Linked DNA regions of Homo sapiens: region 2 is linked to region 1. A link is an interaction called in ENCODE POLR2A ChIA-PET data of the cell type or tissue named here. Cell type or tissue: IMR-90. All regions are shown on one strand. Each heading gives the region's core, and the rest is flanking DNA. Links, peaks and the distances in the headings are about the cores only.

Region 1 (8,189 bases), core at 2,021-6,020:
CTAGCCACTAAAGGCTTCCCACAGGAGGCTGGATGTGAGTGATGGGTGGGCCTCTGGAGGGCAGGGCCGAGGCCTCATCTGTGTCCTGCCAGGGCATGGAGGAGGGTGGCAGCAGGAGGTCTGTGCATTAGAACTAAACAGGACCCCTGACAGGGAATTCCTGGGAGCCCCGAGCCGGAACACGGTTCTGTCCAGGAGAGCCAGGTATCGGAGCAGCCGGCCACGGAAGCAGGTGGGTGTGCACATGCCGCATCTGCCCTCCAGGTACCTGACTCACATTACACTCCACCCCGCAGTGCTCCTAGGAGCCCGGCGTGGTGTCTGACTGCACCCCTTCCTACTACCAGCAGGAGAGAACCCCCTGGAGTTCCTGCGGGACCAGCCCCAGTTCCAGAACATGCGGCAGGTGATTCAGCAGAACCCTGCGCTGCTGCCCGCCCTGCTCCAGCAGCTGGGCCAGGAGAACCCTCAGCTTTTACAGGTGTGGTCCCAAGGGCAGAGGGAGCTAGGGCAGCCACCATTTCCCTTCCCTGTGGGCACCAGAGTCCATAACACGTAGGAATCGTTCTAGGTCCGGAAAGCAGGACTAAGCACATGCTTCCCCCACGCCCCTGTGCTTCCTGTGACCTGGTGACCCCCCTGGTTTCTCAGTCTTCCCAACCACCTTGTAAGGTGTGGGTGCTGTCAACATCACCTCCCACAGAAGAAGACACCGGAAACTTAGAGCAGCCTGTCATTCCCAGGGTCACGCAGCTGGTAGTGTGTGTGTCTGCCTCCTGCCTCGGGGTGGGGTCCTGGGCTGGGGCTCTGGCTTCACATACAGATGGTGCTGCGTAAATGTCTGTAAGGTGGCATGACGTCACCCAGGACAGCTGTGCCCCAGTTGGCTCTGGGACAACTCTGCTCAGTGAGGCTCCATCTTGCCCTTGAAGGTTCACAGGAAGAGTGGGGGAGTGGCCCCCTGGGTGCAAGTAGGTTCCTCTGGGTTCTCGGTGAAGTGCCTACCGGTCTTGGCTCAGGACCCTGCTGTCTGACCCTTCTCCTCTCACTTCTCAGTCCCTTGCCAGCTCCTCCTGGTCGGTCGTGTTCTTCATCTGCACTCAGCCCTCCCTCATAGTGTCCTGGGGCCTTCAGTCTGTATGGGAACCCCCAAATCTATGTAGCCAGCCCAGGCCTCTCTGAATGCCACACTCCATGGCTGGCTTAATTAACTCTCCATCAAAGTGCTCCCTAGACTAGACGTCTAAGACTTAGAACAGACCTCCCCAGTCCTCCCCGATCTCTGCAAGGATTAGCTTGGGGTTGCTTCAGCCCCAGGCCCTGGGGATCTGCTGGGGTCTACCCCTTGTCCTGTCTGCTCTTCCCACTCAGCCCCTCCCTGCACTCCAGCTCTCTGGTAGCCTCTTCCTGGGCCTCTGCCACTGCATAGTCCCACAGTCCACTTTTCAACCATGAGGCAGATGACTAAAAAGCACTTTCTTTTCTTTTTTTTTTTGAGAGGAAATCTCGCTCTGTCGCCCAGGCTGGAGTGCAATGGCGCAATCCCGGCTCACTGCAACCTCCGCCTCCCGGGTTCAAGCGATTCTTTTGCCCCCGCCCGAGTAGCTGGGACTACAGGCGCCCGCCACCACGCCTGACTAATTTTTTGTATTTTTAGTAGAGATGGGATTTCACCCTGTTAGCCAGGATGGTCTCAATCTCCTGACCTAATGATCTGCCCGCCTTGGCCTCCCAAAGTGCTGCAATTACAGGCATGAGCCATCACACCTGGCTGACTGAAAAGCACTTTCTTCTTTAATGTGAAAATGATCAGATGCATACAATGGTAGAGTTATATCAGAGCTTCCAGATACCCAGGTAGGGCACAGTGGCTCATGCCTGTAATCCCAGCACTTTGGGAGGCTAAGGCAGGCAGACCACTTGGTCAGGAGTTTTAGACCAGCCTGGCCAACATGGCAAAAACTCGTCTCTACTATAAATACAAAAAGTAGCTGAGCATGGCGGCAGGCCACTGTAGTCCCAGCTACTCAGGAGGTGGAGGCAGGAGAATCGCTTGAACCCAGGAGGCAGAAATTACAGTGAACCGAGATTGCCCCACTGCACTCCAGCCTGGGTGACAGAGTGAGAGTGTCTCAAAAAGAACAGAAACAAAAATGAACAAATGAACTTCCAGATACCTAAATCCAACACCCAGATGAGTTCACTTTTTTTGGTTTGGGGGCTGGTAGGTGGGAATAGAGACAGGGTCTATGTTGCCCAGGCTGGTTTTGAACTCTTGGGCCCAAGCAGTCCCTCCTGCCTTGCCTCCCAAATTGTTGAGGTTACAGGCGTGAGCCACCACACCCGGCCAAGTTCACCTTTCTAAAAGATCCACAGACCACGTCTTTTCCCATGTAACTGTCACCACCGTGGCTTCCCCCTGCTCTAGAAAATGGGTCTGACTTGGGCCTTCCTCTCTGGTGTCATTGTCTGCCTCCTCCCCCTTCCCTTGTTCGCTGTTTTTTGTTTTTTTTGTTGTTGTTGTTTGTTTGTTTTTGAGATGGAGTTTCGCTCTTGTTGCCCAGGCTGGAGTGCAGTGGCGTGATCTCAGCTCACCGTAACCTCCGCCTCCTGGGTTCAAGAGATTCTCCTGCCTCAGCCCCCAGAGTAGCTGGGATTACAGGCATGTGCCACCACGCCCTGCTAATTTTATATTTTTAGTAGAGATGGGATTTCTCCATGTTGGTCAGGCTGCTCTCAAACTCCTGACCTCAAGTGATCTGCCTGCCTCAGCCTCCCAAAGTACTGGGATTGCAGGCATGAGGCACCGTGCCCAGCCCCATTCACTCTGTTCCTGCTTCTGTTTCTGAGACTTCCCAGATGCATCCACCCTGGGCCTTTGCACTTGCTGTTTGCTTTACCTGGAGGAAACCCTCTGCATCCGCCATACTGCAGGCCTCTCCACCAGCCCTCATCTGCAGTTCCTTCCTAGCCAGACACTTGCAGTTGTCTGGTTCATTTATTGGCTCACTCACTTATTTTTTGAGAGTCTCTTGCCCAGGCTGGAGTGCAGTGGCACAGTCTCGGCTCCCTGCAACCTCTGCCTCCTGTGTTCAAGTGATTCTCCTACCTTAGCCTTCTTGAGTAGATGGGATTACAGGCACGTGCCATCACACCCAGCTAATTTTTGTATTTTAGTAGAGACGGAGTTTCACCATATTGGCCAGGCTGGTCTCGAACTCCAGGCTGGTCTAGAATCACCTGAAGTGATTATAGGTGTGAACCACTGCAGCCAGCCTATTTATGTATTTATTTATTCAAGACAGGGTCTTGCTCTGTTGCCCAGGCTGGAGTTCAGTGGCTTACTGCAGCCTCCGCCTCCTGGGTTCAGTCTTATGCCTCAGCCTGCCAAGTAGCTGGGATTACAGGCGTCTGCCACCACACCTGGCTACTTTTTGTATTCTTAGTAGAGATGGGGGTTCACCATGTTGGCCAGGCTGGACTCGAACTCCTGACCTCAAGTGATCCACCTGCCTCTGCCTCCCAAAGTGCTGGGATTACAGGTGTGAGCCACCGTGCCCGGCTTATTTCTTGGCTCACTTAAAAGCACATCATCAGCTCTTCCAGGGTAGGGCTTGTGTCGACTGCTATGTTGTGTTTGGCCAGAACAGGCTCCTCTGGATATTTGCCTGACTGAATGAAAAAGCAAGGGCTGTGATGACCTGGGGAGAGGAGGGGACCAGGGCTGTGAATTACCTTCCCTTCCCCACCCTCTCCTGCAGCAAATCAGCCGGCACCAGGAGCAGTTCATCCAGATGCTGAACGAGCCCCCTGGGGAGCTGGCGGACATCTCAGATGTGGAGGGGGAGGTGGGCGCCATAGGAGAGGAGGCCCCGCAGATGAACTACATCCAGGTGACGCCGCAGGAGAAAGAAGCTATAGAGAGGGTAAGAGGCCTGGCTGAGGGGTGACTGCAGGTGGGCAGGACCCCTACCCTCTCCTGCTCACACTTAACCTATCTTCCCACAGTTGAAGGCCCTGGGCTTCCCAGAGAGCCTGGTCATCCAGGCCTATTTCGCGTGTGAAAAAAATGAGAACTTGGCTGCCAACTTCCTCCTGAGTCAGAACTTTGATGACGAGTGATGCCAGGAAGCCAGGCCACCGAAGCCCCCACCCTACCCTTATTCCATGAAAGTTTTATAAAAGAAAAAATATATATATATTCATGTTTATTTAAGAAATGGAAAAAAAAATCAAAAATCTTAAAAAAACAAGCAAACAGTCCAGCTTCCTGTCCTCCTAAAGTGGCCCCTGTTCCCATCTCCCGGGCCAGACAGCTGTCCCCCCGTCCTCCTCCCCAGCCCAGCCTGCTCAGAGAAGCTGGCAGGACTGGGAGGCGACAGATGGGCCCCTCTTGGCCTCTGTCCCAGCTCTCTGCAGCCAGACGGAAAGGCGGCTGCTTGCCTCTCCATCCTCCGAAAAACCCCTGAGGACCCCCCCCCATCCTCTTCTAGGATGAGGGGAAGCTGGAGCCCCAACTTTGATCCTCCATTGGAGTGGCCCAAATCTTTCCATCTAGGGCAAGTCCTGAAAGGCCCAAGGCCCCCTCCCCAGTCTGGCCTTGGCCTCCAGCCTGGAGAAGGGCTAACATCAGCTCATTGTCAAGGCCACCCCCACCCCAGAACAGAACCGTGTCTCTGATAAAGGTTTTGAAGTGAATAAAGTTTTAAAAACTAGCCCTATGGTCTGTGCCTGCTGGGGCTCCCCGCGCCCACCTGTCTGGGTCTTGGGGGGCTGGCTGGGCACAGGCAGGCATGGTGACGGGTGCCTGGAAGGGGGAGAGGAGTCTGTGAGTCCCTGCAGATTGAGGCTTCCGGTGTCTCCTCCCCCAGTGTGTCATTTCCAGGCAGTGGACCCCAGCCCAACGTTACAAGGACTGCTTCTCCCCGGCCCCCACCATCATCACCACAGTCTGTTTTGGCTATACTTCCCCCCCCACCAGCCTTGTAATTGGCTAATTACTGGAGATGAATGTTGGTAAACAGAAGCCTTCTTCTCTTCTGCCATCTGCTTCTCCATTATTTGCCCATTGTACACCCCCCTTTTCCTCCCACTGAAGCCCCAGTTAGTCAGCAGGGCCTAGAGTCCCTGTCCCCTTTTGAGTACAGCCAAGTGGGGGATTCCCCAGCTCTTAAGTATTGGGGGAGGAACCAGGGGACCCAGAGAGGCACACCTTGAGAGGACGCAGATCTCTTCAGGGGTACTGCCAGGTAGCAGGCTTTATTGGGAAGGGACAAAGCCTCAGGAGCTGGGTGCCCCAGAGGCTGCTGGGTCTTGAGCCACAGCTGCAGCCAATGCAGCAGCTCGCGCCTCCTTCTTCCGTTTCTGTTTTTCCTCCTTGAGGCGCTTGCGCTCCTTCTTCTCTAGGTCCTGGAGCAGCTCCTGGAAGCGGGCACTCCTTGGGTCCACCTGGTAGCCCAGGAGCTCCTGGGCCTCAGCCTGCAGTCGGGCCCTCCTCTCCTTGTCAGCCTGGGCCTTCTCCCAGTTCTCCCGCTGCTGCTGCTGCCAGTTCACAATCATCTGTGGCATCTTGGCCATGCACTCTGCGATGTGCTGCTCCCTGCAGGGGAGGGAGAGTGGGCTGTGACACTGGCACTCAGCCAGGGCAGAGCCCACCCACCCATATCTCACCCATAGGCCTTTGCCCACGAGCCTGCCTCCTCAACTCCCCCAGTAGATTAACTGTCAGGAAAAGCCCTTGACAAGTGAAGAAACAGGAAGAGATGATGAGAAAGTTACCTGTGCATGAATTTGATCACAAGGGCATGTCAAGCCCCAGTAAACCCCAGGTGCCAAAGCCAAATCAGCATTTCACTGAGCTGCCTACTGAGCAAGCCAAGTGCCACTCCCATGGATAATTTCACACCTTTATTTCATAGACATTGCTGAGCACTTCCTGTACAGAGGCCAGGCCCAATTCTAGGCACAGGAGTGAAAGCAAGAAAGACATTTCCCACCAATCCTTGAGTTTGTAGCTACCAGTCACAGCCCCATTTTTTTCTTTTAAGTTCAGGGGTACAAGTGCAGGTTTGTTACGTAGGTAAACTTGTGTCATGGGGTTTTTTTGTACAGATTTATTTCATCACTCAGGTATTAAACCTAGTACCTAGAGGTCATTTTTCCTGATCCTCTCCCTCCACCCTCCAAAAAGCCCTAGTGTGTGTTGCTCCCCTGTGTGTCCATGTGTTCTCATCATTTAGCTCCCACTTACAAGTGAGAACACGTTGTATTTGGTTTTCTGTTCCTGTGTTAGTTTGCTAGGGATGATAGCCTCCAGCTCCCGTCGTGTCCCTGCAAAGGACATGATCTCGTTCTTTTTTATGACAGCCTCATTTAAGGATTAGAAAAGTAAAAGAATTAAGCCCTATAATGGTCATCTGGCTGAGGAGGGGCAGAAACAGGAGTCCCTGCTCCATGATTCCCTGCCTGGGTGATCAGACGCATGACTTCACTTCACCAAGCCTCAGTTTCCTCATCTCTAAAATTAGGGCAATCCCTTCTTCCTCTTAAGGCTATTAGGAAAACAAGAAGATTAAACACCAGGAACACACTTGACCTACCCCCTTCACGCTCCAGGATGTGGCATTATCTATAAGAGATGCCCCTGGTCTGGCCCGACGCGGTGGCTCACGCCTGTAATCCTAGCACTTTGGGAGGCCGAGGCAGATGGATCACCTGAGGTCAGGAGTTTGAGACCAGCCTGGCCAATATGGCGAAACCCCATCTCTACTAAAAATACAAAAAATGAGCCGGGTGTGGTGGTGGGCGCTTGTAATCCCAGCTACTCGGGAGGCTGAAGCAGGAGAATCTCTTGATCCTGGGAGGCAGAGGTTGCAGTGAGCTGAGATTGCACTCCAGCCTGGGCAACAAGAGCAAAACTCTGCCTCAAAACAACAACAACAACAACAACAAAAAGATGCCCCTGGTCCTTCAGACCTGCCTCTGTATCTGACCTCTGCCCTCTTGGTTCCAGGACCCATCACCTTCCTGCCCTCACCTTTTCCCCAGCCACACTGGCTTCCTGGCTGTTCTTTAAGGCATATCGTATCTCAGGGCATTTGCCCCAGCTGTTCCCTTTACCAGAAACTTTCTACCCAAGAGATCGCCCCATAGCTAAGTCTGGTTATTCAGGTCTTTGCTTAAACATCACCTCCTCAGAGAGGCCTGAGGCTTCCCAAACCAAAGCTGCCCTCAGGCACACACTCTTCACTCTTTTACCTTCCTACTAGTCGGCTGTCACCATTGGTATTATCTTGCCTGTCAGCTGTCGCCATCTGATATTAAGGGCCCTTTTGGGGCCTGCCTCGGCCTCCCAAATAACTGGGATTACAGGCACGAGCCACCGCCCCCGGCCTGGGACAGGGTCTTGCACACGGTATGCGCTCAGTAAAGACTTGGTGGTGATGGCCGGACGTGATGGCTCACACCTGTAATCCCGGCACTTTGGGAGGCTGAGGCAGGTGGATCACTTGAAGTAAGGAGTTTGAGACCAGCCTGGCCAACATGGTGGAACCCCGTCTCTACTAAAACTACAAAAATTTGCCGGGCGTGGTGGTGCACGCCTGTAATCCCAGCTACACCGGAGGCTAAGGCGGGAGAATCGCTTGAACCGGGGAGGCGGAGGTTGCAGTGAGCCAAGATCTTGCGACTGCACTCCAGCCTGGGCAACAGAGCGAGACTCTTGTCTCCAAAAAACAAACAAACAAACAAACAAAACTTGCTGATGAATGACTAAATGGACGTTATTCTGAGTTTGTTTTGCGGCCAGGTGAGCGTATACATAAATCTACAACATGCAGATGCTGCGACGTGACCCCGAAGGGGTAGGCACGGTTTGGGGCCCAGTTCGCCCACGGGGCACAGAGGGCAGCCCCGCGTCTGCCTGCACGCACGCACCTCTCCCGACGCTTCTGCTCTTCGGCCAGCTGCTTCACCCGCAGCGACTCCTGCATGGTCGCCAGGCTCGGGTACCATTCGCGTTCTTCGGCCTCCAGCTCCCGCAGCTGCTCCGGCGACGGCCATAACGAACCGGGGACCACCCCGGAGGCGGCGCCGTAACGCGCGAACTGCTTAGCCGCGTAGCGCGGTCCCAGCTGCCACCGCGGGGTCAGGAGGTCCTCGGGGTCTGGCCACCGGGGTCCCGGCCTGCG
Region 2 (4,000 bases), core at 1-4,000, 1.3 Mb after region 1:
ATGGATATAAATATGAGTGAATACAGCAGCACCTCTGAGCTGCTACTCTGGGCACACTGCCTTTTGGGTAGCCCTGATTCTTCACTAAATTTTCTGTTTAACACCACCAGCTCTCCCTTGAATTCCTTTTTGGGTGAATCTAAGAACCCTCCAGGGCTAAGCCCTAATTTTTTTTTTTTTCTTCAGACTGAATCTCGCTCTGTAGCTCAGGCTGCTGGAGTGTAGTGGTTCGATCTCAGCTCACTGCAACCTCTGCCTCCTGGGTTCAAGCAATTCTCCTGCCTCAGCCTCCCCGAGTAGCTGGGATTACAGGCACATGCCATCAAGCCCAGATAATTTTTGTATTTTTAGTAGAGATGGGATATTGCCATGTTGGCCAGGCTGGTCTTGAACTCCTGACCTCAGGTGATCCACCCACCATGGCCTCCTGAGGTGCTGGGATTTCAGGCATTAGCCGCTGCACCTGGCTTTTTTTTTTTTTTTTTTTTGAGAAGGGGTCTTCGACACCCAGGCTGGAATGCAGAGGTGCAGTCTCGACTCTCTGCAGCCTCGACCTCTGGGTGTCAGATGATCCTCCCATTTCAACCTCCCAAGTAGCCAGGAGTACAGGTCTGTGCCACTACACCCGCCTAATTTTTGTAATTTTTGTAGAGATGGGATCTTGCTATGTTGCCCAGGCTGGTATCGAACTCCTGGGTCCAAATGATCCACCCGCCTCGCATCCCAAGGTGCTGGGACTACAGGCATGAGTCACCCACCCAGCCTAAGCCCCAATTTTGGGGGCCTGCTTATTCCTGCATCAGGAGGAGCACTGGAGGCCAGGAGTTTGAGACCCCAACCTGGGAAACATATTGAGACCTTATCTCTACAAAAAAAGAAAAAGAAAAAAATTAGCTGGGTGTGGTGGCACACACCTGTGTCCCAGCTACTCAGGAGGCTGAGGTGGGAGGATCACTTGAGCCCAGGAGGTCAAAGCTGCAGTGAGCCATGATCATGCCACTGCACTCCAGCTTGGGTGACAGAGTGAGACCCCCACCTCTAAAAATAAAAATAGAGCAAATAGGTCTGGGCTGGAGGCAGCCCAAGGGTCCCCTGGTTTCATCACTTTCCGTCCATCTTCCCAAACGCATCACCTTGGCAAGCACACAGCAGGCAGGCCAGACAGATGCGCCCGGTAAAAATACAAGAAGCTAACTGGGCACGGTGGCTCACACCTATAATCCCAGCACTTTGGGAGGCTGAGGTGGGTGGATCATGAGGTCAGGAGTTCGAGACTAGCCTGGCCAACATGGTGAAACCCCATCTTTACTAAAAATACAAAAACACAAAAATTAGCTGGGCGTGGTGGTGTGTGCCTCTAATCCCAGCTACTCGGGAGGCTGACACAGGAGAACTGGTTGAACCCAGGAGGCGGAGGTTGTAGTGAGCCGAGATCGCACCACTGCACTCCCAGCCTGGGCGACAGAGTGAGACCCCATGTCTACAAAAAATAATTCTAAAAATTAGTCGTGTGTGGTGTCGTGCAACTGTAGTCCCAACTACTCAGGGGGCTGAGGTGGGAGGATCACTTGAACCCAGGAGTTTGAGGCTGCAGTGAGCTGTGATCACACCAGTGCACTCCTGCCTGGGCAACAGAGAGAGATCTCATCTCTAAAAAAAGAAAAAAGGAGCCAGGCACGGTGGCTCACAGCTGAAGTCCCAGCACTTTGGGTGGCCGAGCTGGGTGGATCACCTGAGGTCAGGAGTTCGAGACCAGCCTGGCTACATGGTGAAACTCCGTCTCTACTAAAAATACAAAAAAAAAGTAGCCAGGTGTGGTGGCACATGCCTGTAGTCCCAGCTACTCAGGAGGCTGAGGCAGGAGAATGGCATGAACCCGGGAGGTGGAGGTTGCAGTGAGCTGAGATCAAGCCACTGCACTCCAGCCTGGGCGACAGAGCAAGACTCTGTCAAGAAAAAGAAAGGGAAAGGAAAGGAAGGGAAAGGAAGGGGAGGGGAGAGGACAGGAGGGGATGGGAGTGGAGGGGAGGGGAGGGGAGGGGGAGAGAAAGAAAAGAAAGAAAGAAAGGAAAGGGAAGGAAGAAAAGAGAGAGACAGAAGGAAAGCAAAAGAAAGAGAAAGAATAGTAATAAAAGGGACCAGGTGTCTGAAGGCTGAGTTGCAGGGTGCCCCATTGCTGAAGAACTGCTTCCAGAATGCAGCTGTGTAAGTCTGCCAGTGTGGCCAGTGTGGCTGGGTGCAAGCTCTTCAGGGTCCCAGGCTACACACAAGCGATTTTACTTTATTTCTAAAATGGACTAACTCGGTTTGAAACTTAACCCAACTCACTCACAAAAGGAATGTTCTCTCATGGCCATGAATGCAAAACCACCACGAGTGGCCACAAACAAGTATAAAATAGACAAAATGAGGCTTGGTGCAGTAGCCCATGCCTATAATCCCAGCACTCGGGGAGGCTGAGGGTGGAGGATCGCTTGAGCTCAGGAGTTCAAGCCCAGCCAGGGCAACATAGCAAAACCCCATCTCTACAAAAATTAGCCGGGCATGGTGGCATGTACCTGTAGTCCCAGCTACTTGAGAGGCTGAGGTGGGAGGATCACCTGAGCCTAAGAGACAGAGGTTGCAGTGAGCTGAGATTGTGCCACCACACTCCAGCCTGGGTGACAGAGCCGAGACTTTGTCTCAAAAAAAAAAGAAATGAAAAATAAAAATAATGAAAGTGCAAAGAGTATCATGACATTCTCCCTATACTTTGTCAAGACTGTAAGGCTGGGACCAGCTCTTTTGGCTAAAAAAAAAAAAAAAAAAAAAAAAAATTGGATTGGGAAGCATCGGAGGGGCGTGAAAATCATGCTAGCTAGCACCTCTCTAAGAATTGCTTTTTTTTTTTTTTTTTTTGAGACAGAGTCTCACTCTGTCACCCAGGCTGGAGTGAAATAGTGCAATCTCCTTGCAACCTTCACTTTCTAGATTCAAGCAATTCTCCTGCCTCAGCCTCGTAAGTAGCTGAGATTACAGGCATGTGCCACCACGCCTCACTAATTCTTGTATTTTTAGTAGAGGGGGTTTCACCATGTTGGCGAAACTGGTCTTAAACCCCTGACCTCAGGTGATCCCCCTGCCTCGGCGTCTCAAAGTGCTGGGATTACAGGTGTGAGCCACCAGGCCCAGCCTGAGACTTGCTTTTTTTGAGGGATTAGAGGGATTGATAGTTCAGTAAAGGAAGTCACTTTCTCACTAGTGATTCTGTGGTACTGAACCCAGGGCCTGGTACCCAGGGGGCAAGTGGGCGAGTGGATGTTCCGGGTCACCCAGCCAGCCAGGGGAGGAGCTGATTCTAGATCTTCCCTTATCTCTCTGCTGTTTAAACCCTTTTTGCTCCTTCCAATGGGAAACAGGGAAGGGGGAGGCTGTGGGATTGGAACAGAAAGCGTCCTGGACTCCAGAGGCCCTGAGCAGCCATTCCCCTCCCTGGGCCTCAGTTTTCTCATCTATAAAATGGGTAGCTGCAGACTAGAGAGACAATTTGTAAAGTTCTGCTGTGTTAGTCAGGGTTCTCCAGAGAAACAGAATCCACAGGCGTGAGAGAAACACACAAAGAGAGAGACAGAGAGAGACTTATTTGTTTTTTAGAGGCAGTGTCTCTTTTTCTTTTTTTCCTTTTTTTTTTTTTTTGAGACGGAATTTCGCTGTGTCACCCAGGCTGGAGCGCAATGGCGCGATCTGGGCTCACTGCAACCTCTGCCTCGTGGGTTCAAGCAATTCTCCTGCTTCAGCCTCCCAAGTAGCTGGGATTAAAGGCACACGCTACCATGCCCAACTAATTTTTGTATTTTTAGTAGAGACAGGGTTTCACCATGTTGGCCAGGCTGGTCTCGAACTCCTGATCTCAGGTGATCTGCCTGCCTCGGCCTCCTAAAGTGGTGGCTCATGCCTGGCCTTCATTTTCTTTCTAATTTTTTTTTTAAATTTTAATTAGACAGGATCTCCCTCTGTCACC

The links. Peaks named below come from ENCODE experiments on the same cell type or tissue, not always from the same donor. Only the 100,000 strongest peaks of a DNase experiment are listed, where the experiment ranks them.
Region 2: POLR2A ChIA-PET joins it to region 1 with 7 read pairs; 2 of 35 experiments call an interaction of 5 or more read pairs at or near these places.

Annotation. Positions count from the first base shown.
Region 1 is chr19:12,948,928-12,957,116 of GRCh38, forward strand. It overlaps RAD23A (RAD23 nucleotide excision repair protein A), which reads left to right. Exons shown (of 9, transcript NM_005053.4): 6 at 154-232; 7 at 348-481; 8 at 3,762-3,926; 9 at 4,009-4,715. The coding sequence ends at 4,122. GADD45GIP1 (GADD45G interacting protein 1) reads right to left here. Exons shown (of 2, transcript NM_052850.4): 1 at 7,936-8,189; 2 at 4,192-5,599. The coding sequence ends at 5,281. Among named protein-coding and RNA genes, the nearest start is that of GADD45GIP1, 4.2 kb to the right of the region's middle. RefSeq lists enhancers at 3,580-4,779, 7,623-7,672, 7,772-8,189 and a silencer at 8,073-8,189. In IMR-90, for the core only: no CTCF peak of the experiment used is centred there; a DNase peak (open chromatin) is centred at 4,084; H3K27ac peaks cover 1,800 bases.
Region 2 is chr19:14,300,634-14,304,633 of GRCh38, forward strand. No RefSeq gene overlaps it. Among named protein-coding and RNA genes, the nearest start is that of LINC01842, 31 kb to the right of the region's middle. In IMR-90, for the core only: no CTCF peak of the experiment used is centred there; no DNase peak of the experiment used is centred there; H3K27me3 peaks cover 1,391 bases.